2 separate regions of the Mus musculus genome follow, and region 1 is linked to region 2. A link is a loop called in an ENCODE intact Hi-C map of the cell type or tissue named here. Cell type or tissue: left cerebral cortex. All regions are shown on one strand. Each heading gives the region's core, and the rest is flanking DNA. Links, peaks and the distances in the headings are about the cores only.

Region 1 (2,894 bases), core at 216-2,715, 94 kb before region 2:
TTCGGGGGTCAATTACTAGAGTCCTAGGCCCTCCCTGCCTTAAAGTTCCAACTATTATCTAAGTAATCCCTGAGGACCATCCTCACGGTTCAGCTCCAAGGCTTTCATTTTAAAGGGACCCACCTTTGGTCCTGTTTGTCCTGAAGCCTATCTATATTCTGAACTCTCCTCACAGTTCACCCTCAGGGCCTCAAACTGCTCAAAGGACTGCCACAGTGGTCCAGATTCCTTTGAGCCAGCCTTGATTTCCCAGCTCTCTACAGCCGATTTGTCCCTGGGAGATCTGACCTTCCTATGGCCTTGTCCCAGCACCCTGGCCCTCTGTGGGGTGGTCTCAGGGTCTTAACCCTCCTCTGTAATCTATCATTAGTTGGCCCATCTAAGTGATTCTGCCATTTTCTAAGTCCTGCCAGGTCCTGGGAGCCATTCTTCCTCAATGACCTTTTCTAGACTCTTGTCAGGTCTCTAATACTGACCCTCCCCCAAGTGTCCATTCCAAGAGTCGGGGCTCCACCTGTCCTGGGGTCCCAGAACTATGGGAGAGCTGCCCAGTCCTAAGGACTGTTCAGTGAGTAGCCCTCAGTAATTCTGGCCTGGTCCTGGGTCCTGCCTGGTCTGCGGTCCTGATCCCCCTGGATCCAGCCTGGCCCAGACTCCTGTTCTTCCGGGGTCCTGTTCTCTGGAATCGTGCCTGGTGCCAGGTCTAGCCGGACTGAGCTCCTTGTCTTCCCTAGGTCCTGTTTTCTCGGGGTCCAGACTGCTCGGAATCCACCTCGGCTGCTGTTCTGCCTGGTCTAGGATTCTGCCCACCCCGGTCTAGCCTGGTCAAGGGTCCAGCCTTGTGCAGGCTCTTCCCCGGGTTCTGTCTGGTCCAAGGTCCCTGTCCTCCCTGGGTCCAGATTGTTCCGGGATCCAGCATGGCCCTGGGTTCTGCCCTCCCGGGGTCCAGACCTGCGAGAAGTCCTGGCCTTCTCGCAGGCTTTTAGGGTCCCGCCTCCCGGGCCTGCCGGGGGCGCTGGGCTCGCAGCCTTCTGCCGCCCATGGGCCGAGGCCCGCGGCCTGAGGAGCGGGCGCGCGGGCCAGGCCAGGCGGGGCGGGCTCACTGACCTGCGTCTCGGGCGGCGGGCGAGCGGGCGCACGCGGGGGCTCGCCGGGAGGGGGAGGGGGCGCCGCTCCCTCTGGGTCCCCCCCAAGAGGAGGAGAAAAAAGCCGTGCAGAGTTTAAAACAAAGAGGCGGAAATGCCCGAACCCAGCCGAGTGCGGAGTCGGGGGCGCCGCGGCTGGAGCATGCGCAGTGTGTGGCTCAGCTCCCACCTCGCAAACGAGAGAGGCGGGGCCTCTGAAAGGCGGAGCCTATAGGGGTGGGGTGCAGGAGGGGCCAGAGAGCGCAGGCGCGTGCAGGCAGCAATTGACTCAGGAAGCTGGCTCGGCGAGACAGGCAGGGTGGAGCTCGGGGGTGTGGTCACAGGTGAGAGGTGGGTCAGGAGGCGTGGTCAGAAGCACTACCTGGAGAAACTCCGCCGGGTTGTTCAGGACGCGCGCTGACAGGCAACTGCATGAGTTAGGAACGAAACCGGAGTATCTAGACCACGGGTTTCCTACCCCCATAAACCTTCTGCTTACATTTTTGTCCTTTCTTGGAATCACTGTGGACACAGAGAGACCCTTATGCTGGCCTTTCGGACCGTGGAAACCCACAATTTGTCCGTTGTCCACTGTGCATTGTGACTGGCAGAGGGCATAAACTGAGAAAAGAAAGTCTGTTCTTGTTTGTTTGTTTGTTTGTTTGTTTACTTGTATTTTCGAGAAAGGGTTTCTCTGTGTTGCCCTGACTGGTCTCGAACTAACATAGATCCGCCTGCCTCTGCCTCCCAAGTGTTGGGACTAAAGGAATGCCCTACCATGCTGGACTGGAAGTCTGTTCTTAGGAAACAAAGTGGTTGTGGCAGCTGTATGCTAGACAGGCGGTGGGACAAGGAAGCAGCAAGGTGGCCAACCAGCAGGTGTTTGGGAGAAGGGGCATGCAAAGAATGAGGTTGAAAGGGGTTATCGCCTTTAATCCCAGCATTTGGGAGGCAGAGGCAGGTGGATTACTGAGTTCGAGGCCAGCCTGGTCTACAAAGCGAGTTCCAGGACAGCCAGGGCTACACAGAGAAACCCTGTCTCAGAGAAAGAAAGAAAGAAAGAAAGAAAGAAAGAAAGAAAGAAAGAAAGAAAGAAAGAAAGAAAGAAAGAAAGAAAGAAAGGAAAACAGAATAGGCACCCAGGAAGGCAAATATACTCTACTGAAGCCTGGCAGCCTTTGTATCACAGAGAGACTACTGATGGGGGAGAAGGTTGAGGGAGAGTCCTAGAATAATGGAGGATCTGGTGTTGGTATTAGAGGTAGCAAAGAGGTACTGTTGAGAAGACCATGAGCAGGCCTGGACTTAGGGCACAGATCTCAGGAAGTCATCTAGCTTGACAGACAGCTAGACCCTTAAACCACTTGTCTTCACATGGGCTTGTCATGCCTTAGGTAAGACCATATTCAGATGTCATTCTAGGTCCAGGATTCAGACCTTGCTTCTGTGTCTATCAGGGATACCTTCAGGGAACTCTCGCTTTACACAACCTCTGGTTTCTCCTGAAAGTTGTTGCCCACTTTAGGCCCCCACCTTCCAGCGCTGAAGTCTTCCTCTAACTAACAGCTGACACATTAGAATCCAGCTATGTGTCCCTTCCCCAATCCTAACCCTGTATCCCTAGGTGAGCAGATAGCTTTCAACTAGTATCCTTGTGTTTTGTCCTTGCTCCCTGACTACTTTCAGCACAAAATAGTGGCTTTTATAAAGCATTAATTGGGGGGAAATTCCCTGCTCAAAACCCACCCAGTGGCTTTACCTAGGACAGAA
Region 2 (2,894 bases), core at 302-2,801:
CTTCCCCATTTCTTCCTCCAGGCTCTCCCTCATACCTATTTATTGCTGTACCCTCACCAACTTCTTCGGTTTTCTCAGTCCAGTCAGGTGGGCGTGGAGTCAAGCTGCCCAGTGCATTGGGAAAAGCGAACTCAGGGCGTGCAGAGGTGGGAGGTCCTGGGGGTGGGGCCCAGGGGGGTCCCAGGAGAAGGAGGCCTGGGTGGAGTGGCAGTCCTAAGGCGGCGAGCTCTGGACAGCGGCATTGCCAGGGGGGAGGGCAGGAAGGCGGAGACTTAGCGAGGGCCCCCTCTCCTAGGGGAGGTCCGGAGGGGCGTCCTGGGGGCCAGAGGGTCGGGAGGGGGCCGCGGAGGGTGGTGTCAGGGAGAGGCGCGCGGGGCCGCGGGGAGGGGGGGCCGCGCGTCCGGGGATCGGCGCCGCGGTCTGGGGAGGGGGCGCGCGCACCTTGCGGTTTTCCGCGCCGGCTTGATTCCCGGTGCGGGGTCGCGGCGGCGGCGGGAGGCGGAGGATGCGGGCTCCAGTGACAGCGGCGCGAGCCCGGGAGGACGCGGGAGGATGAAGAGGAGGCCGGCGGTCCGGCCGCGCGGCGCCGGGAGGAGGCGCAGGCGGCGGGGGCGGCGGCGGGCGGCGGCGGGCGCGCCGGGTGCGGGCCGGCTCCGGCGCGGAGGATGAAGTGGAGCGTCCGCGGGGCCTGCGCCGCGCTTTCCTCCTGCCTGCTGCTCGCCTGCGCGCTCAGCGCCGCCGCCGTCGGCCTCAAGTGCTTCTCACTGGGCTCCGAGCTGCGCGGGGAGCCGTTCCGGCTAGGGGCGGCCGCCGGAGCCTTTTACTCGGGGTTGCTGTTGGCTGCCGGCCTCTCTCTGCTCGGCGCCGCCCTGCTGTGCTGCGGGCCCCGGGAGGCGCCCCTCGCCGGGTCAGGGGCCGGGCCCGGCCCGGGACTCAGGGTCCCCGCATCTCCAGCTGGCGCTCCGGAGCCCTCTCCTGGAGAAACGCGGGCGGCTGCCGGGCCCTCGGGACCGGTGAACAGCCAAAACCTGCTGCTCCTAGGCGTCCTGGTCTTCATGCTTGGGGTTCTCAGCGCCTTTGCGGGAGCAGTGATCGACGGCGACACGGTGTCCCTGGTGGAACGCAAGTACTCCCACTATTGCCTGCCCCCGCGCACGCCGGCCGCTGGCCCTGGCCAGGGCACTGGCTCTGTAGCCCCAGGCACAAACACGCAGCGCTCCCGCAGCAACCTGGACAGCAACACGACCGCCAAATGCCGCCAGTTGAAAGACTACCAGCGCGGCCTGGTGCTCTCTACTGTATTCAACTCGCTCGAGTGCCTGCTGGGCCTGCTCAGCCTCCTGCTGGTCAAGAACTACAAGTCGTCGCAGGCCCGGCGCGGCCGCAGGGGCCGGCGGAGGGCAAGCCGATCTTTGGGGCGACAACGGGGCGGACCCGGGCTCCGCGCTCAGCCGCTAGCCTCCCGGACCCGGCGCGGCCGCCGGGGCAAAAGGGGGCGGCGGCTGCAGCCACGGCCCAGCGAGGCCTCCATCCTATCCCCGGAGGAGTCCGACTTCACCACCCCAGGAGATTGCGCGAGCTTCGCAGCGCACCACGCTGTGTCCTACATCAACGTGGGCGTCTTCCACGCGTTTGACGAGGCGGGCGTGGAGGTGTGCTGTGGCGGGCACCCGTCGGTGGAACTGCCAGGGTATGCGCCCTCGGACCCCGACCTCAACGCCTCCTACCCCTATTGCTGCCGGCCGCCCTGTGAGATGGCGCGCCCTTGGGAGCCTAGCCGAGCCTGCTGAGTTCAGGCCCGATTCCCCACAAGACACCCAAAAGGGCAGCAGTCAGGCGTTGCGTGGTGTTGTGCCTGCGTGGGGCTTGGCACTTATTCTGGCCCGGCCTTGTGATATCTGCCAGACTCTAGGTCACTATATGGTATTCTCCTTTCTGTGTGAGGAGGTGTCTCCTTTCTGTGTCGTTCATATCCGGACTCCATTTAAAGTTTACAATAAATGTTTGGGGTGGGCTCGCCGATCACACTTCTCTTAGGCAAGTCCATACCCCAGGACTGTGCTTGGAGGTCCTGGGTCGAATGGGCAAGAACAGAACGCCTAGCAAAGGTGATTTCCTGTAGAGGACCTCAGCTGAGAGTGCAAAGCAGTTGGAACTGTAGGAACAGAAGTAAAGACCAACCAACAGCAACACTTTGTACCCGGATGTGCCTGCTTCTGTCGACACTTTCTTACTGTAAAGCTCTCCATAAACAGTGAAAATGTTTGGTAAATTTATTGCAATTTGACATTGGTGAGTTCCTTTATTAAATTGATTGCTATGTTATTGGAGAATGTCCATCAGCTTGGAATTGGAGGATGTCTACATGCAAATCAGCATGGGGGAGAGTGGCTGAATTGGGACATACAAATGCTGAGTTAGAACAGCTGTGTTCTGCTAGCTGGTTGACTAGGTCCAACCTGTCTCTGAGCTAACAGCTGTGTGAAGAGACACTGATGCCAGACCCCTGCATTTCAGTTTTTGGAACCGGTTGTGTGGTTTCTACTGCAAAGCAGTAGGCTTTATTTTTGGTTAATACATATGAACAGTTTAATCCTATTTTAAAAAAATCAAAGTCTTAGTTTTTCTGCAAAATAATTTTCCTGTTAACTCAATAATCTGGTGATTTTAACTATATAGCATTTCATTTAAATACACCACTCTAATAGCCTTAATGAATGTGAAGGACATACCTTTAAGTGAGTATAATATGCGTGTAACCATTTACACACAATATGAAATGAGTTCTATATGACTGGAGTGTCTCCATCCTTCTGGTGGGCTGGCTGGGAGCCAAGCAGGCTTTAAGTGTTGGGAAAAGGTGATCTGACCTCCATGTGCCTGGACCTGTGAGA

What was found. Peaks named below come from ENCODE experiments on the same cell type or tissue, not always from the same donor. Only the 100,000 strongest peaks of a DNase experiment are listed, where the experiment ranks them.
Region 1: it touches region 2 in a loop (2.1-fold over the local background); 4 of 42 quality-filtered maps call a loop at or near these places.

What each region holds. Positions count from the first base shown.
Region 1 is chr5:108,459,665-108,462,558 of GRCm38, reverse strand. Pcgf3 (polycomb group ring finger 3) reads right to left here and starts at 1,300. Exons shown (of 11, transcript NM_172716.5): 1 at 1,108-1,300. In left cerebral cortex, for the core only: no CTCF peak of the experiment used is centred there; DNase peaks (open chromatin) are centred at 680, 890 and 1,347; H3K4me3 peaks cover 1,667 bases; H3K27ac peaks cover 1,090 bases.
Region 2 is chr5:108,365,455-108,368,348 of GRCm38, reverse strand. It overlaps Gm42517 (predicted gene 42517), which reads left to right and starts at 432. Exons shown (of 1, transcript NM_001374743.1): 1 at 432-2,794. The coding sequence starts at 666. The coding sequence ends at 1,790. Gm10419 (predicted gene 10419) reads right to left here and starts at 412. Exons shown (of 3, transcript NR_166481.1): 1 at 36-412. In left cerebral cortex, for the core only: a CTCF peak has its summit at 1,331; DNase peaks (open chromatin) are centred at 1,178, 1,767, 2,144, 2,412 and 1 more place; H3K4me3 peaks cover 2,500 bases; H3K27ac peaks cover 2,500 bases.